Linked DNA regions of Homo sapiens: region 2 is linked to region 1. The links are chromatin loops, found by intact Hi-C in ENCODE. Cell type or tissue: heart right ventricle. All regions are shown on one strand.

Region 1 (8,000 bases):
AAAGAACAGTAATAATTTGCCTCTCATAGGCCGGGCGTGGCGACTCATGCCTGTAATCTCAACACTTTGGGCAGATCACCTGAGGTCAGGAGTTCAAGACCAGCCTGGCCAACTTGGTGAAACCCCATCTCTACTAAAAATACAAAAATTAGCCCAGAGTGGTGGTGGGCACCTGTAGTCCCAGCTACTCAGGTGGATGAGGTAGGAGAATCGCTTGAACTCAGGAGGCGGAGGTTGCACTAAGCCACAATGGTGCCACTGCACTTCAGCCTGGGCGACAGAGACTCTGTCTCCAAAACAAAAACAAAACTGAGAGTCTATGTCCATTCATTCCACAAATCTTTATCAAGCACCTGCTACATGCTGGGCATTGAACTAGGTGCTGGGAAAACATCAGTGAAGTAAATATGGTGCCCACATTTTTGGAGGGTGGTGGGAGAGGCAACTGTATAGAGTAAGTCAGGTGATAGTACATGTTATGAAGAAATGTAGCACAGTAAGTGGGAAAGAGACACATGGGATGGTAGGGAGGGGCTGTTTCACACCCATTGGTAGGGAAGGCCTCTCTGATGCCTTCTGAGCAAGAAAGGAAGCTGGTGAATAGCTGGAGTAAGAATATTCTAGGCGGAAGGCACAGTGAGTGCAAAGGCCCCGAGGCTGGAGTGTGCTGTCTGTGTTAGGGTGAACGAAAGGAAGACAGCATGGCTGCAGCAGAGGGAGGCGGAGAGAACAAAATGGTTAGAAAGCAGATCAGAGGGTGACAAGGGACTGGGTTATTTAGCAGCTGGCATGCCGTGGTAAAGACTTGGGATTTCTACCCTGAGTGTGGTGGGGAGCCCTGGCAGGTGAGGACCGGAGTAGAGGAGGGACTTGATCTGACTCAGGTTTCAACAGGAGCCCTCTGGTGGCTGGGCGGAGAACTGACTGTAAAGGGAACACAGTGGCATGGGGAGGCCAGTCAGGAACTGCTACTGCAATAGCCTGGGCAAGAGATGGTGATGGCCTGGGCCAGGGAGGTGGCAGGGGAGGTTATATGAAGTGGTTGGATATGGATCTATATTGAAGGGTGGGCTGATGGGGAGTGGTGAGGAGTTAGATTCAGGCTGAGAGAAAGAGAGGACCTAAGGATGCCTGCTGGGTCTTTAACTTGAGCAATGGAAGGGTAGAGGTGGCAAAGACTGGGGGTTAGGGCAAGGTATACGGGAGAAAATCAGGAGTGTGGATTGGGATACACTCCCCAATTTTTATTTATTTATTTATTTATTTATTTATTTATTTGAGATGGAGTTTTGCTCTTGTTGCCCAGGCTGCAGTATAGTGGCGCGATCTCAGCTCACTGCAACCTCCACCTCCCAGGTTCAAGCAATTCTCCTGCCTCAGCCTCCTGAGTAACTGGGATTACAGGCACCTGCTACCATGCCCGGTTAATTTTTGTATTTTTAGTAGAGAGGAGGTTTCACCATGTTGGCCAGACTGGTCTTGAACTCCTGACCTCAGGTGATCCACCCGCCTCAGCCTCCCAAAGTGCTGTCATTACAGGCGTGAGCTACCATGCCCGGCTACATTCCCACATTTTAAGAAAATTAAAAAAAAAAATTTTTTTACATCAGTTGGATGCGGTGGCACACCTGTATTCCCAGCTACTCAGGAGGCTGAGGTGGGAGGATCGCTTGAGCCTGGAAGTTCAAGGCTCCAGTGAGCTATGATTGCACGACTGCATTCCAGCCTGGGTGACAGAGTGCAACCCTGTCTCTAAAAATCAAATAAAAGTAGAGACATCCTGAGTGAGACCCTGAGAGAATCTGAGTCAGAGAACCAGGTGAGCTGTGTCTGGACTCCTGACCGCAGAAACTAAGACAGAATAAATGTACTGTCTTAAGCTGCTAATTTTGGGGTAATTTGTTATGCAGTAATAGATAACTAGTACATGTCACATCTCTACAAAAATGTCTCTACAACAGTAACCACCCCAAAACATATCCTGACTGGGTATGGTGGCTCATGCCTATAATCTCAGCACTCTGGGAAGCCAAGGTGGGAGGATAGCCTGAGGCCAGGAGTTCAAGACCAGCCTGGGCAACATAGGGAGACCCCATATTGTATTTAAAAAAAAAAAAAAGAGTTGTGTAGGGGAGGATCTGCTTCCAAGCTCCCTCATGGGGCTGTTGGTAGGATTCCGTTCCTCACGGGCTCTTGGTTAGTGACCTCTGCTCCTGGCAGTGTGAGCCTTTCCATAAAGATACTTTCAACATGATAGCCAGCTTCCCTCAGAGAGCGGGCAGCACTGACGTCATCGTCTTCTGTAACCTAACCTTAGAAAGGACAACCCATCGCTTTTGCTATGTTCTCTTTGCTAGAAGAGGATCACTGGGTCCTGCCCACATCTAAGAAGAGGTGATGAATGTGAATATCAGTTCGCAGAGATCTCTGGGAACCATGTTAGAGCTGGCTACCACATCAAGGAAGCAACTGCATAAACAAAGCCAGGGTTTAGGGGAGAAGTCCAGGCTGAAGATGTATATGGGGCTTATTAGTGATGGGTCTGGACCAGGTGAGCTGGGAGTGAGTGAGACAGAGAACAAGACCAAGGACTGTGCCAAGGGCACTCCGGTGTTTGGAGGTCAGGAAGATGAGGAGAGGCCAGCAAAGGAGACTGAGGAGAAGGGGCCAGTGCGGCAGGGGAGGGATGGAGACGGAGGCAGAGGGGCTACCAGAGAAACCTGTTGGCAGGAGAGAGGGATCAGCAGTCAAAAGCCACTGCAGGACAGGTCAGCAAAGGTGGAGAACTGACCACCGGCTTGAGCAGTGTGGAGATCACCTTGACAAGAGCAGTCCCAGTGGGGCGGTGGGGGTGAAACCTAACTGGATGGGTTCTAGAAAGAACAGGAGACCAGGAAGTAAAGGCAGAAGCAACCATGCTTTTGAGGAGTCTTGTATAGAGGATAGCACAACCTTGCGTTTGAGTGTCTTAAACTTTCTCAACTAAAGTAACTCTCAGCTGAGGTGATTCCTGGAACTCTGCTTCTGCCTACACTTCTTCAACACACAGGTCTCCAGTTCCCCAATGTTGCCCAGGTCTACCTCCCACCGTAGCGACCTCAACCGGGATGGGGAATCAGAACCCAGAAGTTGGCCCATGTTTTATATTTTGTGTTTTGGTACTAGCAAGTCACAATCAGACAAGGCATGCCTTGTGAGACTGGGGCAGAGACACACACATTAGCTCCCAGTCATCAGCTGGAAGCTCCATAAATCCTGAACAGCCACCCTTGGAGGATCTGGTTTAGGGGCCAACAGCTCTAAGCAAAAGCTTATTACTGACTGCCATCTTGTGGTCATTTGGGGAACTGGCCTAGGTTTAAATCCGTGGTGGAAAGAGTTGAGTGAATTGTAGGATAGTACCTGGCACTGAGTGTTCAGTAAAAGCCAGCGACTGTCATTACTATGCTCATGGTTTGGAAGAGTATGGCCAAAACAAACAAACAAACATGTCTCTTGACTTCACTCCCAACATTTTTCAAGGGAAAAGGAACTACCCTAAAAGGAGGTGTTCCTTTTTGTCTTGGTAAAAGTAAGAATGAATCAGGGAGCCGACTTTCGTGTATGAAGTCAGATGATGAGATGCAAGTCCTGCTTTTGCTACCATGTGACCTTGATCTCATCACTGAAGCCCAGTGAGTCTCAGTTTCGTCAAACCATAAAACAGGAGCATTAGGATGAAGACTGCACAACTGGTGAATGTGAAGAGTTCTCAGGAAAAGCGGCACTCCTAGTTCAAGGCAGGGGCCTGCTGGCTCTCAACACAGAGCTTGTTGCTTTACAATAGTGTCTCTCAACTAGGGGCAACTTTGCCCCCCCACCACCCCCACCCCATGGGATGTTTGACAATGCCTGGAGATATTTTGGGGGGTTCTTTTTGTTTTTCAAAGGGTTGGTCCTTGTTTTTGTTTTGTCTGTTTGTTTGAGACAGAGTCTCGCTCTGTCACCCAGGCTGCAGTGCAGTGGCGCGATCTCGGCTCACTGCAAGCTCCACCTCCCAGGTTCAGGCCATTCTCCTGCCTCAGCCTCCTGAGTATCTGGGACCACAGGCACCCGCTACCATGCCTGGCAATTTTTTTGTATTTTTAGTAGAGACGGGGTTTCACTGTGTTAGCCAGGATGGTCTCGATCTCCTGACCTCTTGATCTGCCTGCCTCGGCCTCCCAAAGTGCTGGGATTACAGCCGTGAGCCACCGAACCCGGCCCTGTTTGTGTGTGTGTGTGTGTGTGTGTGTGTGTGTGTGTGTTTGTGTTTTTGAGATGGAGTCTCACTCTGTCCCCCAGGCTGGAGTGCAGTGGCACCATCTCAGCTCACTGCCACCTCCGCCTCCTGGGTTCAAGTGATTCTCCTGCCTCAGCCTCCCGAGTAGCTGGGATTACAGGCACCCACCACCACGCCCGGCTAATTTTTGTATTTTTAGTAGAGAGCGGGTTTCACCATGCTGGCCAGTCTTGTCTTGAACTCCTGACCTCAAGTGATCCACCTGCCTTGGCCTCCCAAAGTGCTGGGATTACAGGCGTAAGCCACCATGCTGGGCCGATAGGCTAGTCTTGAGCCAGCCATACATAGTTATTGAAATGGAAATTAGCTAAAAAAGAATAAAATTTAAAATTTGATTACTGGGTTGTAATAGCCACATTTCCAAGTGCTCAGTCGCCACACATGGCTAGTAGCCAGCACAGATAGAGGACATTTCCATCAGCACAGGAAGTTCTACTGGACAACACTCCTCCAAAGGACTCAGCAGAACCGGCATCTGTGGGCCAACCCATAAAGGAAGAACTAGAAACTAAGGAAGTGCAGAGGAGAGGGGACAGTGAGAGGCAAAAACAGACACCAGTGAGATGGTTAAGTAAGCACAAGGCCACATATCATTAACTGCTAAAACAAGTCACACAACACATCTGTAAAATAATTGATCCGCACAACCTGCCCTCTCCCGAGAATCATTCCTCAGTGCGTAAAACTCAAAAGCCCTGACAAACCAAGCAGCATCAACAGAAGACAGGCAGGGTAGGGAGGGTTCCATTGTTGAGGAACACCATTCCCTCCCACCTTTCCTGGCATCTGGCATGGTTCAGTTTAACTTCCGGTACAACATTCCCAGACGGACAGGTAGTCATGAGTTCACTGCAATGGTGGAGCAGAGCCTGTGGCGGCGTTTCCTGCCCACAGTCTGGGATTCCTTGTAAAGGTTGTATGCATGCTTGACGATGAAGGGCAGACAGAAAAAGTGCAGGAGCATGTGTGAGATTTGGAAGATCCAGTGCAAATAACTCAGCGTCTTGAAGTGATCTTTGATGATCCCGTTGAGGAGCAGGACTATGGAGAAGTTGATGAGCTCGTAAGTGATGATCCACATGGCATAGATCAGCAGCCCCATGTAGATATTCTTGTGGATACAATAAAAGAGGAAGCAGCCGATGATGATGGTGGTGAGGGAGAGGCCAGTGCTGATATTAGCCCTGTGGAACAGGGTCCAAGTGACTAGCTCCGACTTTGAGTCCACGTAGATGCTGAACTTGGCCTCATAGCAAATGTGTGTCTTCTGGTTCAGGTCAAAGATGAAGAACTGGGTGGTATTAAGGACAGAGAAGATGCCCACCATGAGGGAGAACATCCTGACATTCATTTTATACTTGTTTTACCAGAGCACCTCCTGCAGGAAGAAAATCATACAGACACGTGACAAGATGGCAGAGGTAGCCTTAGACAAATCCCCCAAGTCACTAGATATAAATCAGAGAGCTAAGAGCAATGATGGTGTGTGGACAGGCAATAGGCTGGAAGTTAAGGGACATGGGGTCTGGCCCGTGCTCTGGCCTAACTTGCTAGATGTGACCACATCATTGAGAAATGAATGTATCACTGGCCTGGGACTTCCTAAGTAGCTTCCAATTCTGCTGTTCCAGCTTCAGCTTTGCTTTAAAGTGGCAAAAAGAGTGCTCCTGTTGATGTAGGTTTGTGGGAATTCAGAGGTTCCTGTATTGAGGATAACGATGGTATGAACGAAGCTCCCATCTGGGGAGTTTGCTTCTCTGAAGTCAGAAAACTCTCATGGCTCCTCAAGGGCTTGGAATCATCCCTGACATCCTCTGCCCCCACTACTCTTTCCTTCCAAGTCCTTAGAAATTTCCCTGATTTGCTCCCTGGGCATGGCCCAGCCTTGTCCCAAGTCACAGGGTTTGGCCAGCAGGAATGGAATGGGTAAAGGTTTATGGATCCAGGCAAGACTCTGCCCAGGGCCAAGATGCCTTAACAATAAGCCACCATTGTGCAGGTGAAGGCCCAGCAGGCAGACCTCCAGCTGCAACCTAGGTTACACCTGAGCTCTAGAGGTCAACTCATGGCAGGGAGCAGGAACCTGGTGCCCGAGCCGACCCTGCTGAGGGCATGTTGATAATGGGGGACCTAAGGCTGGAGTAGGCTGGGCCTACAGCGCAAACGTTCCTCCACAACCTGAATCTTCTTCTTACTGGCTCCCAATTCAGAGGACTCCTGAGCAAACCTCTCTCCTCATCATTCACTACACTGGCGAGCTACCTCTGTTGTGGGGCAAAGGAAGGGGCACAGTCACACATTAGGAGAACACAGGGCTGTCCTCAGGCTGACGAATGTCCAATGGGGGACAACTTGTTGGAAGCCTGACCTGGCCTCTCTCTGAGATGACCAGAATGGGTCCTGTCCAGCCAGGCAGAGCACAGACAGGCTGCCACTAGCCTCCCTCCAGCCCTCTCCTCTTCACTCACTGGATCAACTCCAAATACAGTAAAATATACAGAATGTAAAATTCACCACTTTAGCCCTTTTTGAATGTGCAATTCAGTGACATTAAGTACATTCACGTTGTCGTGCAAGCATATCGCTATCCATCTCCAGAACTTCCTTTCTCTCTCTCTCTCTCTCTTTCGACAGAGTCTTGCTCTGTCACCCAGGCTGGAGTGCAGTGGTACGATCTTGGATCACTGCAATCTCTGCCTCCCAGGATGAAGCGATTCTCATGCCTCAGCCTCCCAAGTAGCTGGGATTACAAGCGTGCGCCAGCATGCCCAGCTAATTTTTGTATTTTTAGTAGAGACAGGTTTCACCATGTTGGCCAGGCTGGTCTTGAACCCCTGACCACAAGTGATCTGCCCGCCTCGGCCTCCCAAAGTGCTGGGATTACAGGCATGAGCCACCATGCCTGGCCATCTTCAGAACTTTTTCATCATCCCCACCAAAATCTCTGTACCCATTATAAACATCAACTCCCCATTCTCCTCTTCCCCCGCTCCCTACTAACCATTTTTCTTGCTGTCTCTATGAATTTGCCTGCTCTAGGTGTCTCACATAAGTGGAATCATACATTTGTCCTTCGGTATCTGGCTTACTTCACTTAGCATAATGTTTTCCAGATTCATCCCAAATATTCTTATACTTTATTCTCCACCATCCTCCCAACCCTGTGTGACTCCAGATACACAAAACTCTCAGTGCACCCTAGAACCTGGAGGGCCCAGGAGGGAGGCAGTGTGTTGTCTAGTGGGTAGCTGCACTGATGCTTCCCCGTCTGCACCAACGAAACCTCACCTCTGCTCGGTTCACAGCGCAGCTTCCAGAGCAGCCACTACCCATGGGGTACTCACCTGAATTGTCTAAAAATAAGGCCCTGAACCACACAGTTTTCTTCCTTTGCTTTATATCTATGTTGTGAGTTTCAAGGAAATGTCTGTATAAAGCCCACTGGTTCCACAGCTCTGCTGCCCCAGCCTTGGTCTCCACCCTCGGCACCTCTCTCTTGGGTCACTATAATAATGGCCTAACTTCCCTTTCTGCCGCTAGCCAAGGTCCTCTGGTACATTCTATTCATTCAATACTCACTCAGCAGACATCTATTGTGTATCTACAGGTGCTGGGGGCTGAGCTTGGCACTGGAGACAGACAGGTAAATATGCTAGTGTGGAAGCTAGACAAATAAAAA
Region 2 (8,000 bases), 340 kb before region 1:
TGGCACAGTGCATCACACAGTGAGGGGGCTGAGCATGCCAACATGCTATCTCTTTTCAAGTATAAAAGTAACAGGCAGAAATTCTGAAACATGAATGAACTTAAAAATACAACACATTCCAGCTCTTGTAACAAAAAACCACTGGACAATTGTGATTCTTGAGCATTCTGAAAAAAAAACACTAAAAAACCACTAGACAAGAAATCCTGCCCTCCAGCACTTGCGAAGGTAAAAGCGAAGCAAGTTGTGAACACTAAATACACTGAAACGTAGGACCCACACTGTAGCTGAAGGAATGATGAGTGCAGAACAGATAATAATAAAACTAACAACAAAAATTAAGGTCGGGGAAAAATAAGAATGGGTAGAAATTTAAGTACTAATTGCCTCATCTTTCACTGTAGGAAGTCAAATATTCTGTTCTATATATATGAAATTAAATGTAATATGTTCTGTTTTAAAAACAATAGCTTATATATCCTATTTTTTTGAAACTACTTCCATTTATCCTGTCATCCCTTAAACCAGACATGATGGGCACCAAAAGTTAACACTGTTCCTTTCTGAAAGATGGGATATTTAGGGATTAGTTAATGATGGTTAGAAATCTTTAGGAGCTATGCTTATGAATGATTTTTCCCCTTTTCTCTGCTTTCTTATATATTCTGTATTTTGAAATGCATCCATATACATTAAAAAAAAAAAAACCCAAAAACCTGAATGCTTCTGACCATAGATGATAAATCATGAGACGATTAAGAATGACAAAAAAGAACAAGACTGAGAAAAGACTCTGCTATAGAGAAAACCAAACTTGTTTAAAGGCAAACGAGCAGAAATTAGCAGAGAAGAAGCAGACTGAGAAGCAAGGGCCCTTGAAATGAGTAAGGGTTCCACCAGTTCACTAATAAACCCCATCTAAATGCCAGTAACTCCCAAATTAATACCTCCATACCAGGTCTTTCCCTGAACCCCATATTCCTATCCAACTACTTACTCATGAGCATAGTCGGCCCTCCCTACATGTGGGTTCTACATTCATGGGTTCAACTAACCGCGACTGAAAACATCTTGGGGGGAAGCATCTGTACTGAACATGTATAGAACTATTTTTCTTGTCATTACTCCCCAAACAATACAGTACAACAACTATTTACATAGTGTTTACATCTTGCCCCTACATCTATTCTCTAAACAGCAGCTAGAGTGATCCTTTTATTTATTTATTTATTTGAGAGGGAGTCTCAATCTGTTACCCAGGCTGGACTGCAGTGGTGCGATCTTGGCTCACTGCAACCTCCATCTCCTGGGTTCAAGCAATTCTTCTGCCTCAGCCTCCCGACTAAGAACCTGAGATTACAGGTGCCCACCAACCCGCCCGGCTAATTTTTGTATTTTAGTAGACAGAGCGTTTCACCATGTTGGTCAGGCTGGTCTTGAACTCCTGACCTCAAATGATCCAACTGCCTCGGGCTCCCAAAGTGCTGGGATTACAGGCGTGAGCCACCGTGCCCAGCCTAGAGTGATCCTTTTAAAGCATAGATCAGATCATGTCTTTCCTTTGCTCAAAACTCTCCAATGACTCACATCACATCTTACTCAGAATAAAACCCAGTCTCTACCATGCCCTATAAGGTATCATATCTTATGATTTCCAGCACAGGTTCCTGCCTCAGGGCCTCTGTGTTTGCTCTTCCCTCCATCCAAAATGTTCTCCCCACAGTTGCAAGGTTCACTTTCTTACTTCATTCAGATCTCTTCTCCAATAATGTCAGAGAGGAGTTCCCTGACTTTTCTACTAAAATTCCATCCCCACACCCTTTTCCTGCTTTATTGAGAGCAATAATTCTGTCTCTTTGTTTATAGGTATCTCCCTAGAGCTTAAAAAAGTATCTGACACAAAACAGGTACTCAGTATTTGTTAAATGAATGAATCGATAAAAGAACCCAGGATTTTATTATTCTCAAAATATTATAAAGTCTTTCCTTCTTATTGATCAGACTACTTGCATCACTATAATTCAGACAAATATTATTTGTTCTTAGTGAGCAGTACATGTAAGTTATGAAAAACTCTACCAAGCCTAGGAGTAAAGGTTGGTTTCTGGTCAATTCCACACATGTGTGTTTGAGGAAGGCAGGCGTTGTCACCAGAATCAACCAACACAGACCTTAGTAAGTGGAAAAGAGAGCTCTGGCTGCCTTATCACCTATTTACGACAGAGACTTCAGAAACTAATGCTGGCTTTAGAAAAAAAGACGAAAAGGAGAAAAAAAAAAGAAAACATAAACTAATGTTGGCTTAACTGTACCTGTCCCTGTTGGGTCACCTCCTTGGATCATGAAGTCTTTGATAATTCTGTGGAATTTTGTGCCATTGTAGTAACCTCGACGAGCCAACTCAGCAAAGTTCTTACAGGTCTTTGGAGCATGCTTCCAGTACAGCTCCAGCACAATGATTCCCATGCTGCAGAGGGAGAGGACAACAGCTCCAGTAAACAAAAAGGTCAGGGCAGACAGGAGTATTATGGAACTGCTCCAGGACTCTTGATTTTCAAGCTTGTAAGTCATGAAATTGTGATAACCACTGGATTTCATGCTCAGCAAAGGAAAACACCACAATGCAAGTAACATAAACACCCATTATCTTTTTTGAGTAAAACACGCAGGTGTTCTGGGTACTTCTTTTCAGCAAAATAACAAGCATGGAGAACTCAAAATTCTAATACTATACATATATACATATGTATATATATATAGCTATATCTGATTATCTGAAACCAATATAACCAACCCCTAAATTAGGAAAAAAATTCTTACACTTAATTTTTAATTTTTTAAAAAAAGAGACATTAAAATATCAGGAGTTCATATTTATTTAGAAGTTTCTGGGTGGGGGTAGGGACTGGGTAGATGGAAAATAGGAAGATGTTTAATGAATACCTTTTAAAAACTTTTGTATTTTTGATCCATGTAAATACATTACCTATTCAAAAAATTTCAATAAAAGGTACAGTTTGTGTTTGTTTGGGAGGGAGTATAACAAAGGCAAAACCTGGTAACTTTGAATCTTTGCACCTACCCAATAGGATGAGTGCTTTTTCCTCACCAGTACTACTAAAAGATAAGGAAGAGGCAAGAGAAAGGACGAGTGCCTTCCCCTCTACTCCAGCACATACCTAGACTTTAAGCTCCAAGGATGTGACAATTTTTTTTTTTTTGAGAAAGGGTCTCCTCTGTCACCCAGGTTACAGTGCAGTGGCACAATCTCAGCTTATCGCAACCTCCACCTCCCGGGCTCAAGTGATCCTCTCACCTCAGCCTCCTGAGTAGCTGGGACTACAGGCATGCATCACCAAGCTCAGCTAATTTGTTGTATTTTTTTGTAGAGATGGGGTTTCACCATGTTGCCCGGGCTTGTCTTGAACTCCTGGGCTCAAGCAATCTACCTGCCTTGGCCTCCCAAAGTGCTGGATTACAGATGTGAGCTATGGCACCTGGCCAGATGTGAGAATTGAGTCAACTCTGTATAGTCTGGATACCCAGTGCCTTGCACAGTGTAAACACTCTATAAGTATATGAGGAGTGTGCTAGAAAATAGCTAACAGCCTTTCTGCCTGAAATTCATCCAATTCATCTTTCACACTGCTCCCATTCAACACAGATTGACAGTTACTCTGTGTGTGGTACTCTTTCCCTCATGAAGCTTACATTCTGGAGGATATTTTCAAAATACAGAAAGTAGCCTTTTGGAAAGACAATCAGGAAGTACGTATACAATTCTGAAATGTGCATACCTCAGTAATTTCAACTTCCAAGTATCCTCTAGGAAAATATACAAAAGTGCCTAAGGATACAATATGTGCAAGGATGTTCATCTCAGTATTTGTCATAGCCAAAAAAAAAGGAAGCAACTTAAATGTCCTTGAAATAGGAAATGCCTAAAATATCAACTATCCATACTATGGGCAGCTACCTGAATTACTGAGTGAAAGAAAACCAAGTTACAGAAAAAACATACATACAGTATGATCATATGATCCCATTTTTTTGTTAAAAAAACATGAGAGAGGTTTATATGTACATAGAAAAAAGTCTGGACAATCATCCAACAAACTGTTGATGGTGTTTTCAGGAAGGAGGTGACTTTCACTTCTTACTCTGTATGTCTACATTGCTTGGATTTAACAATTTATTTTGTAACTTTAAAAAATACCAACAGGAGAATTCAGAAATTACAGGTTGGAGCCTGAAGATGTAGAATTTTGCCATATAAGGTGGGGAAGATGGCCAGGGAGCATGAAATGAACAGCATGAGCAAATAGAGAGAGGACTGACAGAACTCTGCTTTAGCTGAAAGCAGCAATGGGCAAGAACAGAAAGGCAGAGGACCTTGGCTGGTCCCTGGCTGTTGAGGGGAGAATGGCAGGTAGACAAGGGCCAGATGAAAAAAATCACCTTGAATGTCAGGATTAATACGTTTTTACTTTATACTGTTATAGCAGCAAGACGTTATTAAAGGTTTTTTGAGCAGGATCCCTTCCTTGTCCTACTTTGTAAAGATCACTTTGAGCTTTTTCCAAAGAGGCAATGGAATGAATAGAGCTAAAGGATCTAGCAAGGTGAGACGAGCACACCAGGCTCCAAACGAGGTTCTTCCAGTTACTAGCTGTGTGGCTTTGGTCAAGGCTTTAAGCTGTAAATTCCGGCGTTTCCTCCTGCTAATATTGAAAGGGAGAAAGTTAAATAATACCTTCATGATTTGAGTTGCTAAGATTAAACTAAATGAGATGACATACAGCGGGGCATGGCGCCAGCAGGTTGGTTACCACATCACTCTTTGATAGTGGGGAAAATGTGCTTCTTCCTGTATTTTACTGGAATTTGTTTCTACAACTGTATTACTTATCACGTAATGTTTACATGTCTGTCTCTTTCATTATACCGTAAGCTCCTAAAGGCAGGGCTGTCTGTGTTTTATCTACCTCTGTATCCTCAGAACTCATATTCCATATGCCTGGCTTGCGGACTCATTACACGTTTGTTGAATGAATGAATGAATGAATGAGCGGACTGGGGGAAGGAGGACAATCAGGCAGCTATTGCTGAGACCTCAGCACAAGACCCCGCGGAGCTTGGACGCGGGCGATGGCGGTCCCCTCTCAACCCTCTGGGGGCCGTCTCGGCCGCTGCTCCACGCCCCTCCACGTGGAGGCCGGCCTCCCGGAGGAACGCGCCAGGAACGCAGACCCGTGGTGAGGCCCGGGCTCCGCGTCTCCTCTGCCAGCCCCAGACGCCCGAACCCCCTCACCTGGTCTCCAAGTAAACGTTGGGTGGCTGCCAGGAATCTGGGGGAATTGCCGCCATAGCGAAGCCGGCGGCGGAATGCTTGTCTAGTAATTGCTACTTCCGGCGTCGATTAGCTGGGGACCCGTCGCTGCTGCACACTTCCGGTCCGTTCAACCCTTTCGATACCAGGATTTGGGTGGCCAAGACAAGGAAGAGGACGGTCCCTTCTTCCAATGCCGGGAAGCTGGGGTGGGAGACGAGAAGAAGCTGGGCTCAAGAACAGAGGAAAATGCAAACTTCATTCGCGGTGGTCTCCAAGTGGCGATACCGCGCCACTCTGGGCGATCTGATTGGTTCGTTTAGGCATGGAAGGCGGGAACAACCAGAAAAGCTGCGCTCTGGTTGGAGTTATGTCCTAATATTAAATTCGAAGAATTTCTTAGTCTCACAATTGGGCAGGGACGGGAAGGGGAGGCAGAGAATGAAAGAGGGTAGTTTAGAGATGCCAGTAAAGAATTTTTGTAAGGCGCTGTACGATGTACACAGTGCTTGCACTTTCTTATCTCATCTACTCCACAAAACAATTCTATAAGTAGATAGTATTATTACCATTTTTCAGATCTGAAAATAGACTCGGCAGTTAATACTTGTTTTTCCATAGTCATAAAGCAAATCTGAGCCTGCAGAATCCAAAGACGAGGAGTCTGAGGAGAAAAGAGAGGGAAGGGGCAGGAAGAAAATAGGAGATAAAGAAAGGAAGAGACAGGAGAAAACAGGACAAACGGATCAGAGCAAGAACAAGGCTTAACATTGGCTGGGATAGATGGTACCTGAAAGTTGTTAGGAGGGTTTGCGCAGGGCGCGAGGAACAGAAGCAAATTAGAGGAGCTATAATGTTTGGAGGGAGGACAAAAATGAAATAGAGTACCTAAACTTAACGCTGTAAATGCTTTGCACACCACTTAATAATGATGGTTGAATGTTTACCATGTGCCAGGCATCAAGCTAAGCATTTTATTGCGTATTTTCACGCTTAATCTTCAAAATCCCACAAGGTAGATATTACTATTCCCATTTTACTTTGAGGAAGCTGAGCCTTACAGATTAAATAACTTGCTTAAAGTACTACAGCTGGTGCACTTGTGCTCTTAACGACAGTTCAACTGTAATGTCCCTAATTGTCAACAAGGAATAAGGATGTACAAGGTTGTAAAGATAAACTAGACAGCTCCTTGAGAGAGGAGCTGGGCCTCCTTCATCTTTGTGCTCTTCTTGCACAGTACAGAGCACAGGGTGCTCAGCTTTGCTGAATGAATAATGAACGGAACACTACATTTTAAACTGATAAATGCTAAAGTATAATTTTTACACCTCCTGCAGTTTCAAGTTCATGCCCACCTTGTGGCCCTTGAGCTGGATGAAAAAGTCTTAATCCTTGGTCTGTTTAGTCTGTTGTTAAGTTGCCTTTCTCTGGACTTTATGTAGTTCTTTACTGTGTATCTCGGGAGTCATGTGCCATTCCCAGGCTCCAATGTCTGAATATTGAAAAGCCACCCCCAAGATCATGATCACTTTCTTCCTAAATCTTTTACTGCAGCTCCTACCAGTCACTTGGCACTGAGGAGACAGAGATGAGTCTCACACACACAGTGCCCTGCCCTAAAGAAACTCACATTCTAGGAGAGATGGGCAACTAAATACGTAGCTGTAGGAGCGTGGAATGAGGACTGTAATAAGAAGCACACAGTAGGTTGGGTGCAGTGGCTGACACCTGTAATCTGGCACTTTCGGAGGCCGAGGCGGGCAGATCATCTGAGGTCAGGAGTTCAAGACCAACCTGACCAACATGGTGAAACCCTGTCTCTACTAAAAATACAAAATAAGCTGGGCATAGTGGTGCATGCCTGTAATCCCTGCTACTTCGGAGGCTGAGGCAGGAGAATCACTTGAACACGGAAGGTGGAGGCTGCAGTGAGCAGAGATTTTGCCTTTGCACTCCACCCTGCACAACAAAAGTGAAACTCCATCTCAAAAAAAAAAAAAAAAAGAAGAAGAAGAAGAAGAAGAAGAAACACAGTTTTCCCTGAGCTCTGGTTACTCCAGAGTAGGTTTGGACAGTCAAAAATTTCCCCTGGAGTGACAGCCTGGGTTGAGATCCAGAAAATAAATTGGAGTTAGCCAGAAGCCATGAGGGGTCAAATCAAATCAAGAAATAAAATGTCTCCAATTCCTCAGAAGCCCCCCTACTAATCATTACCCATTCCTTCCTCCCAAAGGGTAGACCACTTTCTGCCTTCTAATATCATAGATTGGTTTTCCCTGTTTTTGAATTTTATATAAATGGAGTTATAAAGTACGTATTTTTTTGTGCCTGGCTTCCTTTCCTTAACAATATGTTTGTGAGATGTATTCATGTTGTATGTAGTGGCCATTTTTCATTTTTCCTTGCTGTGTAGTATTCTGTTGTACAAACATACCACAATGTATAATGGTGCTGCGATGGATATTTTGTGTATGTATCTTAGTGCACTTGTGCATGAATTTTTGGGAGTATATACCTAGAAGCAGAATTGCTGTGTCATAGGTAACATGTATAATTTAGTAGTTAACACTAGACTGTTGCAAAGTGGCTGTAGCAATTTTTTGTTTTTTTTTGAGACACAATCTCACTCTGTCGCCAGGCTGGAGTGCAGTGGCACAATCTCAGCTCA

The links. Peaks named below come from ENCODE experiments on the same cell type or tissue, not always from the same donor. Only the 100,000 strongest peaks of a DNase experiment are listed, where the experiment ranks them.
Region 2: a loop joins it to region 1, with 3 times the contacts of the local background. A loop is called at or near these places in 54 of 110 quality-filtered maps.

What each region holds. Positions count from the first base shown.
Region 1 is chr6:37,207,298-37,215,297 of GRCh38, forward strand. TMEM217B (transmembrane protein 217B) reads right to left here. Exons shown (of 2, transcript NM_001395378.1): 2 at 4,884-5,699. The coding sequence starts at 5,672. The coding sequence ends at 5,160. TMEM217 (transmembrane protein 217) reads right to left here. Exons shown (of 3, transcript NM_001286401.2): 3 at 4,884-5,699. The coding sequence ends at 5,669. Among named protein-coding and RNA genes, the nearest start is that of PIM1, 41 kb to the left of the region's middle. RefSeq lists a silencer at 3,176-3,470. In heart right ventricle, CTCF peaks have their summits at 899 (motif pointing left) and 3,337 (motif pointing left); DNase peaks (open chromatin) are centred at 904 and 3,304.
Region 2 is chr6:36,869,406-36,877,405 of GRCh38, forward strand. It overlaps PPIL1 (peptidylprolyl isomerase like 1), which reads right to left and starts at 5,398. Exons shown (of 4, transcript NM_016059.5): 1 at 5,312-5,398; 2 at 2,313-2,467. The coding sequence starts at 5,367. It also overlaps a transcript of C6orf89 not described here. RefSeq lists an enhancer at 5,389-5,618. In heart right ventricle, a CTCF peak has its summit at 4,411; DNase peaks (open chromatin) are centred at 5,416 and 5,516; H3K4me3 peaks cover 2,161 bases; H3K27ac peaks cover 2,247 bases.